Linked DNA regions of Homo sapiens: regions 1, 2 and 3 are each linked to region 4. A link is a contact called in ENCODE Hi-C or POLR2A ChIA-PET data. All regions are on one chromosome and are shown on one strand. The core of a region is the stretch at or near the end of the contact, and the rest is flanking DNA. Distances in the headings are between cores, read along the strand shown. Region 1 overlaps LINC02240 (long intergenic non-protein coding RNA 2240). Region 2 overlaps LINC02240 (long intergenic non-protein coding RNA 2240). Region 3 overlaps LINC02240 (long intergenic non-protein coding RNA 2240). Region 4 has its middle 81 kb from the start of LINC02240.

Evidence for each region. Hi-C counts contacts between places; a loop is a spot of excess contacts on that map. ChIA-PET counts read pairs that join two places held with the same protein, here RNA polymerase II (POLR2A). Pooled maps may share reads with other maps.
Region 1: a map of endothelial cell of umbilical vein shows a loop between it and region 4 (5-fold over the local background). The contact joins two enhancer-like sites. A Hi-C loop is called at or near these places in 4 of 168 maps with a recorded cell type or tissue (Calu3, MCF 10A, endothelial cell of umbilical vein and 1 more) and 3 of 50 pooled maps. POLR2A ChIA-PET finds 5 or more read pairs at or near these places in 2 of 52 experiments (MCF 10A and endothelial cell of umbilical vein).
Region 2: a loop to region 4 is called in a map of IMR-90, with 2.5 times the contacts of the local background. The contact joins two enhancer-like sites. A Hi-C loop is called at or near these places in 2 of 168 maps with a recorded cell type or tissue (IMR-90 and head of caudate nucleus) and 5 of 50 pooled maps. POLR2A ChIA-PET finds 5 or more read pairs at or near these places in 1 of 52 experiments (OCI-LY7).
Region 3: a loop to region 4 is called in a map of dorsolateral prefrontal cortex, with 2.9 times the contacts of the local background. The contact joins two enhancer-like sites. A Hi-C loop is called at or near these places in 4 of 168 maps with a recorded cell type or tissue (Panc1, dorsolateral prefrontal cortex and head of caudate nucleus) and 5 of 50 pooled maps. POLR2A ChIA-PET finds 5 or more read pairs at or near these places in 1 of 52 experiments (OCI-LY7).

The regions. Positions count from the first base shown.
Region 1 is chr5:125,557,963-125,563,683 of GRCh38, forward strand. The region is part of intron 3 of LINC02240 (long intergenic non-protein coding RNA 2240); the gene reads left to right. All of the region lies in intron 8 of LOC124901056 (a long non-coding RNA gene), which reads right to left. Among named protein-coding and RNA genes, the nearest start is that of LINC02240, 68 kb to the left of the region's middle. Within about 2 kb of position 1,514, at least 2 of the 41 ENCODE cell types and tissues checked have a DNase peak (open chromatin) inside an H3K27ac peak, as active enhancers do; they include endothelial cell of umbilical vein, where a contact is called at or near this core.
Region 2 is chr5:125,593,516-125,599,044 of GRCh38, forward strand. All of the region lies in intron 3 of LINC02240 (long intergenic non-protein coding RNA 2240), which reads left to right. The region is part of intron 8 of LOC124901056 (a long non-coding RNA gene); the gene reads right to left. Among named protein-coding and RNA genes, the nearest start is that of LINC02240, 100 kb to the left of the region's middle. Within about 2 kb of position 1,741, at least 3 of the 41 ENCODE cell types and tissues checked have a DNase peak (open chromatin) inside an H3K27ac peak, as active enhancers do.
Region 3 is chr5:125,572,437-125,577,764 of GRCh38, forward strand. All of the region lies in intron 3 of LINC02240 (long intergenic non-protein coding RNA 2240), which reads left to right. All of the region lies in intron 8 of LOC124901056 (a long non-coding RNA gene), which reads right to left. Among named protein-coding and RNA genes, the nearest start is that of LINC02240, 82 kb to the left of the region's middle. RefSeq lists a silencer at 4,320-4,614. Within about 2 kb of position 3,620, at least 4 of the 41 ENCODE cell types and tissues checked have a DNase peak (open chromatin) inside an H3K27ac peak, as active enhancers do; they include dorsolateral prefrontal cortex, where a contact is called at or near this core.
Region 4 is chr5:125,409,428-125,414,717 of GRCh38, forward strand. No RefSeq gene overlaps it. Among named protein-coding and RNA genes, the nearest start is that of LINC02240, 81 kb to the right of the region's middle. RefSeq lists an enhancer at 2,239-2,738. Within about 2 kb of position 2,709, at least 17 of the 41 ENCODE cell types and tissues checked have a DNase peak (open chromatin) inside an H3K27ac peak, as active enhancers do; they include dorsolateral prefrontal cortex and endothelial cell of umbilical vein, where a contact is called at or near this core.

The sequences.
Region 1 (5,721 bases), core at 264-2,763, 150 kb after region 4:
CAATTAGAAGTGACTATTGTGACTGTCGATCTCACTCAATCTGAATTATGAATCACTTCTTAAATAAAACTCAATCAACATTATCTCTCTTTTCTATAAGGAAACATCGTGATATTCTTAGATAACATGTAATGCACTTCATGGTTATGGCTGTTATTTTTAAGAAGACTATTCTTGCTTGCTTCTAGACACACAGAGACCCTAAGCCAAAAGCTACACAGCCAAAAGGCCTGGCTGTACATGGAGAGTCTCCAACATAACAATAATCTATTGCCAGATCTGACTTCATTGATGTGAATTCCAGTGCTAAACCTGCACACATCTCAAGATTATAGATGGCAGATGGATGGCACTAAAGATAGCTCTAGATACAGAGAAATTCTGTCTTTATCTCCTTATCATTTTCTTATGTCAGATGTAGAACATTTGAAAGATCAATTTGAGAAGTGGGGTAGTACACCAAAAACTCCCCTGGGGGGAAAAAAACACAAAATTTAAATCTAAGTCCAGCAATGAGATATTACTAGAAATTTCCTCATATGCAAATTAAATACAATAATTATTTTTCTTCTTATTTCTCTCTGTGGAGAATGGAATCATAACAGTTATGTATGTTGGAGGAGAAAGCAGGAAGTGGGAAAGAGTCATATTACGAGGTCTTGTTGGGAATAGCTCCTGCCTGTGGCTTCTGTACAGGCTCCTGCAAGTATTCGAAACAGGGGGAACAAGGCCACTCCGATATTACCAGTACTCTTTTTGACAGACATTTAAAATGTGCACTGCATAAAGAGTGTCTTTACATTTGTTTACACATCCACACACACACACATATGCAAGCACACACATATGCACTGATCTCTTTGTTGTGCTCTAGAAGAATATATCTGTTTCTTCACATAGTATTTTCAAAAGACTTTAAAAAATTTTGGGGGGAAACCAGTCAATCAGTTTAAATAATGGCCTATTTGAAATTTCCCTGATAGAGTATTCTAACATGCCCATTCAGAAAACTGTACACAACTGCAGTCAGAGCAAACAAAGACAATTTGCTCTTACAATGAAGTAGCTTAATGCTTTCCTTAAAGGTGTAACTTGATTAATTTGTTTTATGAGGCTAAGCAGGATGATCCAAGAAGAAAGGTGCCATGTAACTGCAGCACATTATTATTCATTATAATAAAGGCCATGGTAATAACAACTCAATGATAGAATATTAATAGACTTTATAGCAATGGCACAATGGAATTTCCAGAAGGCAGCAAGCAACTTTAAAGAAAATCGGATAGGGACCTCTCATGGCGAGAAACGAATCTTGTATATCCTAGGAAAAATGAAACGAAGATTGGCTATCTTTCATTCTCTTCCAGCTTTACATTTACATTGGCAGCAGAAGCTCACATCTGTGGAAGAACACCCATGCCCTTTCCCAATGGATTCAGGAAGAAGTTACTCCTATCAGCTTGTGTTTAATGTTATGAATCAGACTTGCTTGTCAGCATCATGATTCATGACGGTGAACAGAGAGTGTGTGGAGCCTGCATTTCTGTGGGTTGGGAATAGATAAGAGTATTTAGACAGCTTTCATATCCAGTCTCAGCCAGTCTTGCTGGATAAAAAAGAAACTTCAGAATATTCTCCAGATCTACTACAGACTCAGAGTGAGATCCAGGGAGATGAATCATTACTTGCTGAAGGCAAGTGTCAGGAATATATAATTGAAGACTCCATGAGCAACCTTGATGAAAAATTCAGTTCTTGTGTGTGAATTAAAAATGCACAAAATTCTAAACAAAAATTAGAGATCTCTGTTGGAGAGATATTCTATATGTCTGTCCTAATGGGCTAGTGAAAAACTATCTTAGGGAGAGAACATTTATGCACATGTATATAATCCTTGTCATTGAATGAGGTGACAATTTTTCTTTATTCAGCAACAAATGTCTTTACCCATGGTTTGAATTCCACTCTTAGTAACCACACCTGATGACATGGCCCTAAATTTACTCTCTTTGGCTACTCGACAATTATTAGGCACCTATGATGTGCAAGATATTATGAGCTAGGTTGTAGAGATACAAATTGTAAAGATAGCATAAGCACAAAAAATCCCTTAGATTAAAAAGTATATACTTCCCCCCACCAAAATGTTATAGTAAACATAGTGTGCAAAAAGCTTGAGAAACCAAGGAGGGCATTTCCGAGGAGGTCTGATGGTGAGAGAGGTTGCTTCTGAGGACTATCATTTGAATTTGGTTTTGTGGAACGATTAAGAACTTGACATTTGGACAAAAGGGGAAAGGAAGAAGAGGCATTTTTGGTTAGAAGAATCGTGCATACAAAATCATGGCGCGAAATAGAATGGGTTATATTAGACGAATAGCTAGTGCATCAGAGTGCTGGAATATAGGACTTATTGCTGAAATGGAGGAGGAAGGGTGGATGAAACTAAAAGAGGTGGTTGGTGAAACTTGCTAAGACGTGAAAATTTTAAATTGTTATGTATTTTTTTTATTTTTTATTATACTTAAGTTGAATCATGTGTTGGAAATACAATGCCAATGGAAAGCGGTTAGGAAGCAGATGACAAAAGAATTGAGAAGAATTGACTAAGTTCTCCAGAATGAATGAGGCAAATGAGAATGAGAGGCAAGGGAAGGAATGAAATTGGAAAATATGTTAGAAATGAAATTGAAAGTATTGAGTCACGTAGATAACAGACAAAGGAGTCTGGATTTTTCTCAAGTTACTCTGTAAACAAGACTGCTTTTAGGGAGGAAGGTAGTGGAGTGGCAGAGATATGGTAAAGAGATTGGCCTGAAGCACATTGAGAGAGTGCGTCCAGGTGGAGATGGGATCAGCTTGAGGTTGGGGGTAAGTTCTGGACTGACTGAGGATTTGGGAGTCAGCAACACAGTGATAACCATTCATGCCAAGGCTATAATAGACTACCCAGGATCACATATTGGCAGAGAAGGGAGTAGAATACAAAAAGCAAGTCCATGCTAATGAGAAATGTGTTAACTTTGCTCTGTTCCTCCACTGAGTCTGAAAAGAGGAAGGGCATGGATTTGACTCATCGACAATGCTGACTCCTCCAACTCTCTTGGGTTCCTTCATGTGTCTTCTACACTTATTATTTACACACACATATGAGTATGTCAGACTTTACTGAGGCATTCAAGGATACAACAAGTTCACAACATATGAAGAAAAGATTTTGAATCCATCATTGTTCAAGGGAAAAGCAGTCTAGAAGCTAAACTTTTCATGAAGTGTATTCTCAAGATGACACCCCCATTCTTAACTTTGCTCAACATTCTTTCCAAGAGAGTCTCCCCTAAATATGCTACATAGATTACAGCTGTCTTTTAAAATATAGAACTTACTTCCCAAAAGGTTTGGTCTTCTCTTAGGAATTCTTCCTCCTCTTCCAGCAAAACATTTCTGCACATCTGAGTTATTTAGTCTAAAATAATACACCCTGTGGGACTTAGATGAAATAATTCAGGGTGAAAATAAGCATTCCAAGTCTAGTCTTCTTCAATTCTCTTTATGAGTTTGGTGTGTACATATAGCTCTTTCATTTTTTGAGTGTCCAGTGATTAATTGTTGCTACCTTCCTATCTCTTAAATTACATATGTCAGAAAGTGCTATTTATTCTTCTAGTTTAACTAATATTTAAGAATTATGCCAGTTAAACAGATTGAAGAGAAATAGTCAAATGAAAAAAACAAGAAATGAAAGCTTCAACAGGCGTGTATTCAAGAGCGGAAAGTGCAGGAAGAAGAATGAATAAATTGAAGTTGAAAATAAGTTGCAGAATAAATCTTGTAGCCAGTCTAAGGGCTTGTTATCATAAATCCCAGAGGCATTTGGGTATATAATATAATATTATTATACTTAAGTTGAATCTGTTTCCCACCTCTGACTTCAGAAATGTGTTTGGCCCATGTTGTAATAGCCTGAGAAACTGAAGATAAAGAATGAAATTTTTGTTAATGCCTGAGTGTTCCCAGTATACCTTTTTCTCTAATATTCATATTGTACTTGTGAAAAACTGATGTTGATTAAATATACCTGGTCCACATGAGGTGCTTAAGATAGGTCAAGCTACACCGTGCTGGACCTAGAGGTGCAGTTAAGCTTCCTTCCAACAATTCCAACATGACCCTCCCTTGTTCTCAGAGATTATCATCAGTAACTATTCCTCTCATGGTACGGATATAATGACTTGCACCTGTGCCTATCCTGGTACATGTTTCTGATCTTGCCACATATCCCAGTGGTACTGACTTCCTTCTGTTTCTTTAGAACAGATTTTCCCAAGGGGAGTCCACACCGGGGCTTTTCCTCCATCCAAGCCTTTTGCTGGCATTTGTTAACCCAGTGAAAGCCAAATTATACAGGGGTGAGGAGCAATTGAAACAGACTGATGTGAAGATAGAAGTTGATGGCAATGGGAAAGGGAAGGATACATTCAGGGGAAGAAATTTTAGGATGAGAAAGATTTGAGAACGTTTGTAGTCTGAGATGAAATCATCAATGAAAGAAGAAAGTCACAAAGATACTAAAGAGTCAAGTTATAATTGATGGTTCAGGAACACAGGAGGCAGTAGGGTTTGGAATGTAGGACTTAAGAGGAACTATCCCAAATTGTTAGTTCCTCTGCCCTGAGAATGAAAGAAATAAAGTACAATAACATTTTTACGTCTGTCTATTACATGTCTCAGACTGAAAGAACAGCCATTTAAGATAGAGGCCTGCCTTACCCACCCACACCATCAGGGTCTGTTGGTCTCTTCCCTTGCTATGCAAAAGTGAAAACCTGGGCTCTTTAAAAACAGAACAAAGGAGAAGAGCTTTCCAACAAGAAGCCAATGCTTCAGTTGCTAAGACAGAACAGAGCAACAACTATAATACATTAATATACTGTATAGGTTGCTGATTTAGTAGTTTTGCAATTATTTTAAAAATATGGCCATTTTGCTTTTATACTAGCATGAAAAAGAGCTGAATCCAGAAGTCACTCAGAAATATGACTTCTTTATATAAGAAAGAAAAGGCTTGATAAAAAGAGAAGGGACCTAACCTACAATTGTGGTTGAATGAAAAGCCTAATTTTGTAGGATTATAGAACTAAAAGTATCCTGCTCTTATTTGGATCACTGCATAGCGGCTTCATGAATTTGAGAGTTGTAGAAATCAGGGGGAAAAAGAAGTGCTAGAATAATTTTGTACCAAATTAACCACCTTCAGAAATGCCTAATTGAAATTGATACCAGAATTGCCCAGGCTGGAGTGCAATGGCACAATCTCAGCTTACTGCAACCTCCGCCTCCCAGGTTCAAGCAATTCTCCTGCCTCAGCCTCCCAAGTAGCTGGGAATACAGGCCCTCACCACCACGCCCAGCTAATTTTTTGTATTTTTAGTAGAGACAGGGTCTCACCATGTTGGCCAGGCGGGTCTCGAACTCCTGACCTGGTGATCTGCCTGTCTCAGCCTCCCAAAGTGCTGGGATTAGAGGCGTGAGCCACCGCGCCTGGCCAATAGGGCCTTTATACTAAAACATTACAACCACTAATCGGTAAAATACGGATAGGGATCTGAGGATAGGAAGGGAGGAAAGAACTTTGGCTCTGACATTGAAACTTAATAAAGGTACTCATCATCCATGCCACCACAGCCCCACCTTAGAGCCTTGTTCAGACCCATGACTGAT
Region 2 (5,529 bases), core at 491-2,990, 180 kb after region 4:
ACTGGGGAGAAAAGAGCTTGAAATGGGAATGTAGAAATATACCAGAGACTTTACCATTTTATGATGCAAAAATGTCAAAATGATAACATGTCTTAAATTTGCAGGAGAGTACATAAGAATTTGCTAAATAGTTTGGGGTTAAGTAATTCAGAAATGAAAATTAAAAATTAATAGAGGTACTTAGAGTTTAAAGTAATAAATGCTGTATCAGATATCTTCAAAAGCGTTTATAAGAAAACATTTTATGATGTATTTTACATTATAGATATTTTAAATTTAATGAGGGAAAGTGCTGTTCTCTTGGATGACTAAGTAAGCAGGAATTTTGTGCAGTTATGATTAGAACCACTGGACCCAGCAAGAAAAGTATGCTTGATCAACAGATAATTGGGAGAAAGGCTCTGGATCCCATTTATCAATTCATTTAGCAATTACAAATTGAGCGTCTGCCATGTTCTTAGCAACAATCCAGGTGCTAAATATCTAAACAGACAAAAGTTCTTGCCATCATGAAACTCACATATGCATAGGTAGAGAAAGAAAACTGGCATAATAGATAAGCAAAATTTGAAGACAATGTGTGCATACAGAAGGAGGGCGAGTAGAACATGGCTCCAAGGGTAGCAATATGAGGGAGCGCGGGTGGAAGCATGTTGTGGTATTAAAGAGAGGGTGGCCAGGATAGTCTCATTGAGAAGCTGACTTCTTGGCAAAGACTTAACAAAGAGTTGAGGGGACAATCTATATAGGTATATGGAGGACCAATTAGGCAAAAAAATCAAGGCAAAGGCCCTGAGGCAGGAATATACATGATTTATTCAACAAAAAGCAGGAAGACAAATGTGGCTGAAGCAAAGAGAAATAGAGGAAGTAGATGGTATCAGAGAGGAAACTGGCCCAGAAAACACCACAGAGAAAGAGAAGAAATGTTGAAAGATATTTGTTTCCTTTGACATTTTCATCTGGGAAGGTGTATGCCCTTCTACCCATCTCAACACTCTTTCTAGGGTCTCTCAGTTCACACTTTGTTCTTTCTTTGATGGAGGTAGCAAAATAGGAGTGATGAAGAGGATGCTGTCAGACTCTAGAGAAGGAAAAGACACGACAAAAGATGACCATTGCCTTGGCTTGTACTTTTCTCTGCTTGCCTCTTCACTTTTAACTTCACAACCCTAGAAAACTGTTTCTCTTAACTTCACAGTTATAAATGTTTGGTAAAATTGGGCTGGATACATACAATTTCTGTTTACAGGTGTCTTTTCAAGCACATGTCACTTAAAGTGTTCATAAAAAGGAAACATTGGAATTTGAGTATTGGGAAAAATAATTGCTGCATCCTTTGATGAAACTAATTGGTTAGGGGACCTTCAGAGAAGTTTTTTTTTTTTTTTTTTTTTTTTTTTGGAAAATAAACAGCAATAAAATTTTATCCTATCTGATTCTCATTCTTTTCTACATAGATGTTAAGTTCCTTTTAGTTTCTGAAAAGGAAGATTGTAGTCCTGTCTGATGTGACTATTACATTGGTGCACAAGCTTTAACCTTCCAATTTAAACTTTAGTTATAACTACTTTCTACAGCATAGAAATGTCGAGTGCTGGGTTTTTGTTCACTATTGTAGAATGCTCATTGAAGAGGCACTTGGGTACATTTTGTTCAAAGTCACTGGGACTTCCATCAGTGCAAGATTTCGGCAGTGTCTACAAAATGAACATTTGGTCTGATGTAGCGTGCTGTGACCCACAGCTGCAACAACCAGCTGCGTCTGCTCAAACTTCAGCCATCAGCCAGCTCAGTCGTGTAACGGAATCTTAGTCACAGAATGCCTCCATAACAATGGCTTTCACAAGGTCATTTTAGAAAAAGAAACTATGCTTAGTATGAACAGTTGCAAAAATACAAGACTTCAAGGGACTTGAGTATAACAAAAATGAGATACAACTGGTGTTTTACATGGACTAAATGCAGAAAAAGCATGAAAAAAAAAAACCTTACTTTGCAGTTTAATCCAATACTATTTTTAATGCATAAATTGTAGACTAGCAAATGGAATCACTACTGACTCAAGGAACAAAGATTAGGAATATACAAAATACAGATATCCATACAAACTTGAATGGTTGAGATCTCAAAATTTCACAAGGTGGATTAGATTTGCCACCTAAGGAAACTTCTAAGGATATCAGAAACTAACACAAGATTTGGAAATATGTTGGAAGAGAAGGTTTAATTCACATGAGAAAATATGATTATAGTGTCACTAAACATTAAACATATATTATCATCTTTGTACTAATAGCATAAAGTATAGAATAACTGTGTTAAAAATTTGGAAAATGTCCCTGTGACTAATGAGTAATTCTAAAAAAGAACTGGATAGTGCAAATCATTCAACATCCAAGTAAAAAAGTACTTTGATTCTAAATTACTGGACTTTGTTTTTATAAAAAATATTACAGAAGTAGAGATATAATTTCTCACTGCAGTATCACACCAGACCACTCTGGATATAAATAGTCTGTTGGGAACTGACCAAAGCCACTTTGTTCATTTCCTTTTATCATGTTCTTTATGGCAGATAGCATATCCTTTCACAGAAAGAGATAGGTAAGTGCCGTAGGCCTTCCCCGCAGTTATTTTGATGTGAGGTATAGAGATACAAGGAAAACAAAAGTCAGACCAAATCTGGTATTCATAAAAACACATGGTTGGGTGCAATGGCTCACACGTATAGTCATAAGACCTTGGGAGGCCAAGGCTGGCCAATTGCTTGAGCCCAGTAGTTCAAGACCAGCCTGGGCAACAAGTCCCGCCCTTCCAGTTCAAACCGATGTAAATCTTACGTGTATTGGTTGATGTATTATGTCTCCCTAAAATGTATAAAAGCAAGCTGTACCGCAATCACCTTGGGCACATGTCCTCAGGACCTCCTGAGGCTATGTCACAGGCACTTCCTTAACCTTGGTGAAATAAACTTTCTAAATTGATTCAGACTTGTCTCCGATACTCTTTGGTTTACACCCATCTCACCAATATTTTATAATAATTGCATTTTAACAATTATTTCCTGTTATTCCAGGTTTGTATTATATATTTGACAGCTTGGTTAGTTGACAAATATTCTATAAAGTTTTCTTATATTTCATGGTGAGGTATGAATTTTAATAGCATTGTTTGGCAATCTTTGTGGCTATTTAATGTTTGTATTTAATTTCACTTTATGTGAAATTAGTATTACCGGTTGTATAGTTTTCTCTGTAAGAGAATTTTGAACAATACTACTTAAAAATAGTGTCTTTTTGTTAAGTATATTGCAGTTAATATTAAAGTCTTTTTTCTTAACTCAATCTGAAATTCTTACTTATAAGCAGGGTCTATTAGCTGATATATTTAGTCTTAATGCTTCATCAAGGACTCAGCATGGCATCTTCTTTAAGGGCACAGGCTTTTACTTGAGATAGATCTGGTTTCAAGCCCAAGCCCTACTGCATGCTAGCTCTGTGTAAATATTGAGCAAATTTGTTAATCTCTCTGAGCCTCAGCTTCTCACCCCCTCCCAATAACACCCACATTTAAATGAGAAAATAAAGTTTTTTTACACTTTAAATTTCTGGTGGTTCTCTCCTTCTTTGCGTCCCACCCTTCCTTTCTTTCTTTACTTCCTTCTTTCCTTTTTTATTCATTCTTTCTATATGTACTATGCTTGCTTTGCCTGTTTTATAAAAAGATTTAAAAATCACATTTGTGGGAAGTCTAACTTATTTTTTTTAAAGGAAAGATAAGCTAGAAAATTTCCATTTGTTTATGGAAAAATCAGAAAACAAAAACATCAACATTCTCAATATTTAGTTTTAGAAATGTTTATCTATGAGTCATTTCAGGCAGGGATAAAAGGACTGAATTCACCACAGCCTGGACCTCACTTACAGCTGGTAGCATTTGGTGTCAGCTGTTATAAGGATGACCAAGTTACTTCCAGGAATATTCTCCCTCCAGAATGCAAAGAGGCTCACCAAATAATGTGCTTCCTTCTTTGTGGTAGGAGATGAATAATGTAATAATTTGTCTCTTACTTTGGAGAGGACATCTCAACACGCCCCTGACCAACGGAACTCCCACATTTTTTACTGATGTGGTAGGCCCATGAGTCTTTATAACATTTCATTCACATTCTCTCAGCTCTCAAGCTAAAAAGGCTAGGTTCTTCAGTATGTTAGCCAATTACAATTTAGCTGGCCAGGTTATCCTAATATCATTGATGTAGTTAACCAGTGTATTTTGCAGGACATCCAGATGGTCCTGATCACTTTGGATTATATTATGGCAGAAGGCAGGGGAGTTTTCATAGCTCTGGAGTAAATGCATAATTGTACATTGTTGCCCCTTTTATGTGAATACACATTATAATCTCACTTTCTGATTAAAGTAGATAAAAGTATTCACCAAAGTAATATTTTAAACCATAGACCTGAGGTTATGTTAAGTGGCGCTGGAAAAAAAAACACATCTGGAAAAGCAATTGCAATTAAGGCTGCTACTTAACTGGGTTTGTGTTGGCCTCCTGCATCCTTCAGTATCCAATATGTTTCTTTAGTGGCCAAACCATTAACTTAAATGGAAACAAAATGGAGGCCACCACTCCAAATCTTTAGATCTATGCTATCCAATAAGATAACCACTCAGTACACCCAGTAGCTATTTTGATTTACATTTAAATAAATAACATATAAAAATTATTCAGTCATACTAGCCATATTTTTAGTGTTCAATAACTATATTCATTATTTTAGAATGTTGTTGGACTTTAGATCCTTAATGATAGCACACTATCGTCAGCCATTCCCTTACTCTGGAATGCAATATTGTTTATTTTTTATGTTTTAACTTTTTAAGAGATGGGATCTTGCTCTGTCACCTAGGCTGGAGTATATTGAAGCAATCATAGTTTGCTGCAGCCTCAAACTCCTGGCCTGAAGTCATCGTCTTGCCTTGGCCTCCCAAAGTGTTGGAATTATAGGTGTGAGCCACTGCGCTCAGCCCCATAATATTGTTTTAGATTTATTATTTTGACTGGGGGAAGAGAATGCAGTCTTAGAGGCTTCTATTTGCACTTTCCCAGTATGAAAGTTCATGTACTGAAGGCCAAGGATCCAATATGGGGGATGAACCAGTTATGAAGTATGTCAATCTCAACTGAATATTCAAAAATTAGGAATATGACCAATGGATGGGCCAGCCAACCCAGTGGATCCACTATCATCCAGATGTTGGTCAAGACTTTTTTTTATTGCTTGGCTCCCATATGTCTCCATTCTGCTGGAGAGCCATGATGACACTTTGCTTCATAAGGTTTCAGTGTTAACTTGGCTTCTATGCCCAACACTTGTAGAAACTTTTGGCTATGTCCCTTCTCAGTGTACAGTTACCTGAGTAAATGAATGCAGGTCTCACTATGAAAAGACTGAAGGGATCACTACAGTGTACACTGTAGTGTACACTGTATCGTGGGGTCCTTTCTCAGATGCTATG
Region 3 (5,328 bases), core at 2,370-4,869, 160 kb after region 4:
CTCACTCATAGGTGGGAATTGAACAATGAGAACACTTGGAAACAGGAAGGGGAACATCACACCCCAGGGCCTGTTGTGGTGTGGGGGTAGGGGGGAGGGATAGCATTAGGAGATATACCTAATGTAAATGATGAGTTAATGCGTGCAGCACACAAACATGGCACATGTATACATATGTAACAAACCTGCACATTGTGCACATGTACCCTAAAACTTAAAGTATAATAAAAATAAAAGAATCCTAGCATTCATATCAATAAATGAAGAGATATCCTTTTGTATATCTGCATTTGGGAAAGATAAAGTTTCTCTAGAATTCTACAGAATACTAAAATTCTATACCCAAGATAGTGCCTGGGGACCTAGAGGGTGCTCAGTAGATATTACTGAATAAGGATTAAAACAAGGAGAAGCCCTGGGTTTTGGAGGCAGTCAACCTGGCATGGGAATCCTAGCCTGATACATGTTATCCATGTGACCTTAAATATTCTGTTTCTTGTTAGGCTATTTTCCCAGGACAATGATGCCTTCTTGCTCTATATTTACATAAATAAGTGACCTAGTGACCTTTCACTGGACAAGGAACATTTGTCTTATGGTGATTTTCTTTCTTTGCCATCACCTAGAATCAGGCAGCAATCTGGCTGGCTAAAAAGGGAAAGCACACATAGAGAGACACACGTATAAAAATTTTATCTCTGGCAGGCTCCACTGTGTTTGGCACCCAGTCATGCTTCCATTCTTGTTTGGCCATATAGGCTATGTAGGTGTTTCTATTTGTGGGTGTATGTTACACTGAAAACCCCTAACCATTCCGATCATGCTGCTCTCCTCATCTCTGTACCCAAGCAGCAGAATCCTAGAAGTGAGGAACTGCTTTTCCACATCCAAGCCCCAGGGTTCTCTGAGTAACTGTCAAATCTGCTTCTCCCAGCACTCAACCACCCTCTGCTCTCGCCCCTGCCCCTCTGTCACTTATCTTCTGTGTTAGTTAAGTCCACAGCTCTCACCCCCACAAGATTGAATGTAAGGGTCACTACCTATTCATCGACAAATCGCCTAGAATAAAGTGCATAGATGTAGCAGCACATCTGTGTCCTAAAAAGCCCAGTTCAGTGATTCACAATCCCTGCCCCACACTCCTACAGCAAGAGAATAATCTCTCTAGACATGCCACTCTTGCATTTGCACGCAAATGCGTAATTGCTTCCTATTGCCTCGCCTATCGAATTTATATTCTTCAACCTGATTATCCAGATATTCTGCCAAGACCCTTGACTCTCTTTTCTCATAGCTGAACTCACTGGTATTGCTCACTTCTCTCACAGATAATGTATAAGCAACAAAATCTAAGCCCATTCCCAGTTCTTCATCCAGAACATGCCTCTTTCTCCGGGCCATAGACATTTTATTCCCTCTCTCCTTTTCTCTGCCAGCATACTCTGCAGATCCTTTCAAACGCTCCTGCATAAAGGAGAAACCACTCACCTAGCTGCTCATTCTTTACTCACAAAGGCCTCAGGCCTCAAGCTCATCCTTTAACTTTTATTTCTCTTTTCAGCAAAGAGTGTGTTGGTACATTCACCTTCCCTCCCTAGGTTGACCAGTTTTTCTAACTGGACCCCAGACCTTTGATGGTTGTTGCTTTTTCAGCTTGCCAGCTGCACCTAGTACAGAGTTATTCATCAGGAATATGCCCAGGAAGTGTTATTGACTGATACGCAGCAATGAATTTTTTTTTTTTTTTATGATAGAGACTTCCCCCAAAAGGGGAATGATTTCCTTAGCTGCAAGTTGTGGTTGTGGTTGTTGTTGTTAACCATGCAGCACAATAATATATTCCTAAGTTTGTTTTCTTCAATGTTTTACACTACTAAGATTAATAAAAGAAATGCTTTTAGGCTGTTGTTTCAATTACAGTATACTAGAAAGTGCTAGAGGAAAACAGAAACAAAAATCTATGGCTATGGGGCACTTCTTGAAATAAAAATGTCTTGCCCTCTCTTTATTCTGGCAAAATAGGAAAAGAAAAATACTCTGTGCTGGCAAGGGGCAAGTTCAGGCATTTAATGGATCTTTTTGTCAGCTGTCATTTGTTTCTACCAAGTGCTACATACCCTTTACCGTAGATGAATACTCCTTATGTCTACAGAAAGACCCAGGGTGGCTCGGGGTGCGTTGTAGGCATTTCAAAGTCATTCTTCCTTTACATCTCTGCCTGTGTTCAAGTGCCTATTTTCAATTTGCAGTTGTGCTGGGAAAACGTTTTGATTCTTGATTTAGAATGTGCACTCCCAGAAGGTTCCAAGAGAGTTTCAGGCAGAGAGATAAAGCTTGTCTCTTTATGCTGCTTTCTAGCGTGTGCTCTGTGGCAATAATACACACCCCACACTGTGCTTATATCCCTGGTTTTATGAAAGTCAGTCCAATGCCTATTTGGTGAATCTTTTGACATGCAAGTACTGTTCCCTGAGGAAGAAAGCTAGTTGCAGCACTTTCTCTCTCCTCCTCTCTTTGTTTTCCATGTTATACATAATTCTTAGGAAAACCGTAGTGTGAAATGCACCGGAGAAACTAAAATCGCAATGAAAAAGTCAGCTGTAAACGGTATATCTGACATTGCTCACTACAGTAAAAAGACCCCATTTTATGAACATAATAAGGCTCAGGTTCTATGCTTTGAGCTAGGGTGAAACAAACACATAGGCATCAACCAGCTGAGTCCCAAATTACCTAGGCCAACTGAGGACCCACAGACTTTTTTCCCAGGTGATATGATGGCAAATAAATCAAGTTCAAGAAAGCTGAGTGAAAGTTCAAATACATTATATGCTAAGGCTGTTAAGCCAAGAACATACAATCAGACTCTGTCTGTAGCCAGGGAGTTTGAGCTCACCTCAAAAACAGCCTTTCATCTAATGAAATGTTAAAAAGACTTCCAAAAATTTTACCACTGTTGCCAAAATCTATCTTTCATCGCTTGAGCAAATTGCTGTAAACTTGTTGGAGAGGATTTTCTATATTTATGCAGAATGTTGTCATCTACATGTTGGTATTTGCTAGATTTTATTTCATAACATTTTTTTCTCCAATCAAACTAGCTGGATTGAATTTCAAAATTGAGCTCTCTTTTTAGTGGTGGTGGAGAGGGGGGAGGTTGTAGAGCATCAAATCAAAATCTAATGAAGTTTCTAATGATCAAATAAATAATCACTTGACATTTATTGCCATGTTTGGCAATCTGCAGAAATGGAATAGAGTAGATATGCCTACAGCCCCATTTCCCATAGATTTACATTATGCTACCACACAGAATTAAGCTGACATAAGCTCTTTAAGACTCACTAAAGCAGCAGATTTTACACAACTTGTTTAGATTTTTTTTTTCCTTCTCCATGATCCCATATTCCCTGAATAAATCTTTCTATCCATTTTCCATTCCTTGTTCTTTTGAGAGGCCTGCTGGAGCTTCCCCTTGATGTCATTTCAGGCTATAACCCTGCAGTTTGCGTTTATCTTAGCTGTAAAATGCAACAGTAATTTATATGCTCCCTTACTCCTGCTTCCTCCGAGGCACTGGCTGCCAGCTGTCTACCCAGCAGTTTAAAGAAAGAGCTGTAATGAGCGAGAGTGCAGCAGGAGAGGGGCGGCGCCACATCACATCAGAGGCTTTTATTTCTGCTTCCTCAGTGAGCACTGGATCCACATAAATGGCATTTTCTGGCGCTGACTGGCTGCAGCATAAAGTCCTTCCTCCCCTGCACCTCCACCTTCCCGCTCTCACCTCACACCAGCCTTATGGGGACAGGCTTCATCATCTCTTCCTTTTATTTCTGACTTAAGGAGAACAGAGCAAAAAGATGAGACAAAGCCTGGGGCAGCTGTGATGCTGCAGTGTAGGGTGTGAGATCCTAGTGCAAACCTTGCCCCTCAGCACCAAGAACATGCTCTTGGAGCTGTGAGACAAAGCTTCCCAAGAGCTTGATGCACTCAACATCCTTAGATTTTTAGCTGGGCTATTGAGATGTTTTTTTTTTTAATGTAATTCAGTTGAGGTTTAGTCTCTTTAAAAATAATCCAATAGTAGGGTTATTTGCCTTGAGTTTTGTAAAAAATAAAAATAAAAAAAATAGGACAAAGCCATTTTAGTTTAGTTCTGCCTCCAGAATCTGTTCCCCTGGCACTCTCTTCCTCTCCCATATTCTGTTTTTGGGGGTACATAAAATATGCCCCTTTTCATGCACAGGAACCCACACAAGTTCAGGGAATAAAATTCAGCATAAAGCAGCCACAAAGGAGTTTCCTTTATGCTACTAAAATTAGACAGCTCTCTTTTGCCAGTCCACTGAAAACAATCCCAATTTAACAAAAGGAAAGGAAAAGATTTTAAAGCCTGTCTATATGTTTAATATTAAGACTGGCACTAGGTAGAAGATAGAGCACACACTGGCAAAGGATCGGCTCCTTTTCTGTGATATTCCTGAATGTGTTGACTATTAACATCTCCAAGGAAGACCTTGTCACTTTAGGATTCTTATCTCTCACATTCCCTTTAGCTTTGTGTAATCTTGATTTTTGTCCAAAGCTGGTGTTTCTTGGCAGAGACTGGCAAAGCAAAAGCTAGGAGCCGTGTTGAAGGAGGCTGAGCTTCAGATCAGTGGATCAATCTGAAGGAAGGGTGTGAGCAACAGTTAACTCTTGCAAGTACTGGTCCTTCCTTAATTCAGTCGCAGCAGAGAGGTTTTAATATTTTTCTTTCTTTGGTCAAGTTCATGGCCACAATTATATTTTCTACTGAGAAATGATTTACTAGTCTGACAAAGACTTCAAATATCTTTTTTGTGACTCTTATTATTTATTCTTCTATAGCTGAAAAAATATCAGAAAGGTTCTTATGTTTAGAAGATGTAAATTTCCCTGAGGTTTCACAGCAAGGATGGAAATAATAGCTTCTTTCTAACATAATAGCATTGTGATGTTTCATTATAACTATAATTTGGGGTAAATTTACAAAAAAAAAAAAAAAACCACGAGAAAGCTAAACGGAATGTACTGTCTTTATCTATTAATCCTTCCATACTTTCTGCAAAAGATATTTTGAAGTCTCTCCAGTCTTTCTCTTCATTTCTCTTCAAATGGCATTAGATTTATGTAGAAGGAAAATAGATCAGAAAGACTCATGTATTTTTGGTGTTTTCTAAATGCACAACACACCGTGATTTTACTATTGAAGAATTGCAATGCAAATGTACTTACTGGTTCTAAGGCTTTTGATGCATAAAGATCCTGGAAGCTACTTCTACTACAAGAGATTATCTAAGAAATAAT
Region 4 (5,290 bases), core at 1,459-3,958:
ACATTTCTAACCGGTTAGTAATAGGCAGAGTGCAAAAAACAAATGACCAGATTTATACCACTGGGCAGGTCTGAAAGCAATGTTACAGCTGAAATATATTCATTTACAATTTAAAGCAAGGCTTTCAGTGAATAATTGTTTACATAATAGTGAACAGTGCTTGTGCTGCACAACTGGGATCCATTTACAATGTGTTAACCAAATAATGCATGTTTACAAAAGATTTAGAGTTTGTTTTTGGAGAAAAGAATCGTGGTACCCTTGCCAACAAAAGCAGAGCAGTATGTACAGTTAGTAAATCTTTTCTTAGCTGCAAAATTAGCGTCAAGTTGCTTGAGCCCGTAAACTACGTCAGCATAAGTCACTCTCATTAAATTGATGTGTGAAGGTAGTATTCTTAAACAGCAGGTTGCTCCATTCTGATTTTTTTTTTTAATCAGTCAAATAATGAGGTGGGGGTAGAGTTGCTTAACCAGGCCAAGGGAAAAAGAAAGCGGAATCATCTTAAAACGGCCATCCCGGATTTAATAGCCTACAACAAAACCCTAAGCAGGTCAACTTCATGGTTCAGCAATTCCTAAAAGCCTTGTCTACTTCTCCAAAGCTTATCGGTGACGGCTGGTGTATAAGAGCTCCCAATGAGGACTGATTTACAGCACTGAAGGGCTTTGCAGTGACAAAGGAGGGCCAGGGTCCTCGAGTGCTTTCTGTATTTTTAAGATCCCAGAAGATGATGTGGTTCTGTGATAGGAATCTCTTAAACTTTACCATTGACATAAACAGGTCACAGTGCCTGCAAAAGCTTAAGCAGGAGTCAGGAGCAGTCTCTCTCTCTCCTTTTTTTCTGGGTCAGAGTCAGATTTTATCGAGTCAAGCTATCTAATTGAACACAAACCATGTGATAGGACCCAAACAGAGTGTATTAAAAATGAAACAGAAGGAGCCAGGTTTGTCTCAGGCTAGTGCTGTTACACGCGTAAGTTTCAGACATCCCCTGAATACAAAATGATTTTTTTTCCCCCTGCATTGACAAAAGTCCGTCTTGCAGGGGGAAAAAACAGTAGAGAATAAAACAAACAAATCCACACAAACACACAAATCTAGTTTCATGCTAGATGTATCTGTTGTGAAGCAATATGTTGGCTGAATAGGGAAAGTCAGGTGAGTTAAAGTCTTGTGGCAGCCTGATTTAAACCATGGCTACACAAACCAGAGCCCTGTCCAGATCTCAGGAAAGTGAATTATATATAATAACACTTACAGTTTCCTACTACTATTAGATTTGCCTTCTTACATAAATGCTTAAGTTATGATAAAAAACAGGGCCATGTCAGTTCCTTTCAGTCTCAGCACATTTGCTATTAGCATAAGAAATGCTGCTTATGGCAGAGCTAGTCGGGCTTGAAATTTCTGAATTAATGGATTTGATTTCCTCTTGAGACAAACCATCAGCCTTGCAGTAATGGAAATAGATATAGTTGGTAAAACAAATAAAAAGCTGGCATGCAGATAAAATGGGTTTCGGTTTAAAATAGTAATGTTGTAATTGAAGTGAACAATTACAGGGTTGCTCCTAGGCACAAAAGAAATACCATGAAAATGAAGTAATGTTTTTGTTAAGTATAGTCATTTCATGAAAATGTAGAGCTGCAGATGTCATTGTCTGCCAAAGGGAAAACTATACTTATTCTTCTATACAAAGATCATTTAATAACATTTGGCTAATTTTAATAATAATTGCTAATATTAACCCTATATTTCACTGGGAGTTTGAGGACAAAGGCTCCCTCCCCCGCCCTGTTCTTTCCCTGTCTTGGTAGTGAGCCAGGGAGAGCAAGTTCCTGTAAAAAGCCATTGGCAATGTGCTATCAAATCCCCACCCCCAGCAGCAGTCTACTCTTTTTTAATGTCTTATTTCTCTTTCTTTGTCAAGCATCTGTTATCAGGAATGGAGCCTGTTAGCTGGCAATTGGAGGTGCAGGAGGAACTGGAATAAAGAGGGGAAGGAGAGTGGGAACGCCAGGCAGGACAGGAAAGTGGGCTCTGGAATGTTCACATTTGATCCCCTGCACATTCTTTCTTTTTTTTTTTTCCTTTGGTCTGTTGCAACTTGTCTGTGAACCATACGAAATTCAGAATAGAAACTTCCATTTTTAGAACTTGAAATCTTTTCATTTTCATACACACACAAACGGAGGCAGCCAAGGCCACAGGATATCACAAGAAACATAAGTGTCTCATTGACTCTGAAAAGACAGTGACACAAATACACTTTCACAAAATGCTCAGCTGGGTCCCAGCCTGCCACTTGGCCCTTTCTCCCACTCCTCCGTTTCATTGCATTGAAGGAAGAGACATGCACTGTGTTTCCTCCTCAGGTTTTAGTAATTAAAACAATATTGTAGCTCTTTGAAGTTTTATTTGGAAATATACTGCGCTTTGTTCCCTCCAATGCTGCCTGGCTCACACAGCCTATTTGGCGCATTTGGCATCTCTTTATCCAAGGGAAGCGCTTTTCCCGGGGTTGGTATTTTTTTTTTTTTCTTGGCATCACAGCATTGAAGAAGGCACAGAGGAGTGAGAAAATGAAAGTCCCCCTTAACAAAGGATTGAGCTGTGACTTCTTAAGAGAAAAGGTTAAATTGACTGGCTGCGTGTCTTGGAGTGAAACAGGAGAAGGGCTGCTTCCCTTTTTACTCACCGCCAGTCAGAATAATTCATTTCCTAAGGCAGCCTACCTGTGACAGTCACAGGTGACCTCCCAGCCTGCTAAGCTCGGATGATTTCCCCTTCCCATTGCCCGAGTGCAGCTCCTGCCAGAAGACAAATGTACTGCAAGTCGAAGACATATCTGTAGTGCGGAGGAAAAGCAGCCTGTCTACATATGTCATTTTAAAGCCTCGCACGGAGATTTTACTGCTTTCTTCACACTCTCACACTTACATAAATACACCCACACAGTACAGGCAAGTTCCCCAGACTCCCAAGCGTTTCTCTCCCATTAGGAGACATTTTAAAACAAATTAGCACCCTCCCCAAAAGCCTATTGGCCTAAATGTGTTTATTACTTTGTTTGCTGTTTTAAAAACTCTTCCTAAAGGCGTCAAACGAGGCTGGGGAGTTCCTACAGAATTAAGCACACCCTTCGTCTGTTGAGGAATATACACATTCGACAAAGACTGAAATCTCTCTTTTTTTTTTTCCTCTTGACACAGCGGCTGGTGACACATAAATGTACTTTTTTTCCTTTGACAGAGTAATAAAAATCTCATTATCTCTGAATAGGCAGCAATTTCGTTATCTAATCTTTTTACCAAAAGGTTAGTTAATTAATCAGAAACAAATCCTGATGATTATTTCAATAGAATTAGAAAGACAAATCACCAGAGTACAGCTAAATAGGGCAGGCCTGCGGTTTCACCTGCTCATTGCCATGCAGGCCCCGTGACTGTCAGGGCTCCTCCAGGCAGACAGCCTCCGGAACAGCAGCCAGCAGATGGCTGCGCCGAGCGGCCAGCCTGCCTCCGCTCCAATGCCTGTGATCCCATTACCTCACTGAATCCGTTACCAGGGTAACTGTTAAATTGCTGTGAAAGGCATGGTAATAAAGTAACCTGTCACATTGGCAATAAAAGGAGCAGAATTTTCCTGTTCACTGAACTTTGCAGCTCATCAATACTCACTTGATGGAGAAATTCACCACTACTCCTGGGTCAGCCACAGGAATCTTTCCATAAGGCTTCTGAAATGCAAACGAAAGTTTATGTAAACACAAGAAAAGATAGAATTAAAAGCTGGATTCTTAGCTGCACAGAGCAAATGCTTCTTTTTCTGTGCAAGGGCTCTGGGAGCTTGAAGAACATCAGATTGCTCCCTTTGTTTTTGTTGTTTTTTAATTTAAAGCATGCTAGATAAAAATAACCTTTGCTGGGGAAAGACAGCTGTGATTAATTCAAGACTGGGAAAACAAAGCACGAGGAAAAAAATCCTTTGTTCCTAAAATCTGTCTTTCTTTTTTTCAGATGCTATCTTACTGGCTCTTTTTATTAAAGGGTCAGGGTGCTTTAAAAAATGATTTGGATTTGAGAGTTTTTTTTTTTTTTGTTTTTTTTTTTAAGAATGGAGAGCCTTGGTTTTCATAAGCATAAGGAGTTGAAAACAGCAAGCCCCCTTCTTCCAGCCCACCCCAACAGTTAGGGCTCATCAGTTCTAACTGCAAAGAGATGAATGTGTTCTGAATGTATGGTGTGGTTCTGTCTCCCCCTCCTTCTATAAATGCCCTTCAAAGATTTCTATGTCATGGACTCTAGTGGTGACGCTACCAGGTATAAGATTTACTAGAGTTAATTGAGTGGGGTTCTTTGAAGTAAGAAAAGAGAATAGCCAAATGCTTTCTCAGTATTAAAGAATAAGCAATAAGTTGAAAACCCTATTTACCTCAATTACATTTTGCAGCCAGACCTACAAACATACATGGAAAGTGGGAGTGGGGTATATCTATGCTGCCCTCATTACTAGGCATTTGCAGACTTCACGCTTTTGGCTCCATTTGGTGCTGTCATTAATTAGTCAGTATTAACCTTAGAATACTTTAGAGCTTGCCTATTGAAATAACTTTGGGCACACTCCTTTTTCTCCCTCCCTCCCTTTCACTTGCAAGTGCTTACAGCTTGTTAATAAAAAACTGACAGTATTTCTTTGACCAGCCAGCAGCAGACATAAATCGTACTTCTAGTTGTAGCTGCAACCCATGAAAAGAAATGCCTCCAAACAGGAATTGTCCTCATTACAGGCTGCCCAGCATGGAATTACTGCAGAGCCTCACTGGCTGGCCACATCAGATAGAGCCTTCGACTGGCATCTTAGACAGGATAGAGCTTTTAGGAATGAGGTGGCAATGTGCTACACATTAAAAAGTAGATGAGCTAGTTTTCAGTTAAAATCAGGAAAATGAAGGCTATGGCTTCATGGTATCCAAATTTGTTTAAAAATGGAAAATATTTTCTATCCTGTTGAAAGCAATTCTTAAATATAAAGTCACAACACACACATATATGCATATACAAACACACAATGTGAATTGAATTGTAAAATGTGTATTCTACTACTGATATTTAAAGTGTTCCCTGTAATTATACTTCTCACCCTTCTGCATTTTCATACGGTTCCAAGGAGAGAAAGAAGTAGAATTACAGAGGTAATTACTTGTGAACAACCTCTCCTCCCCCCAGTCATATGCTGCCATCACTATGAAGGTTTTCCATGGGTGTCAGGGAAGGAGGCTGTCTTT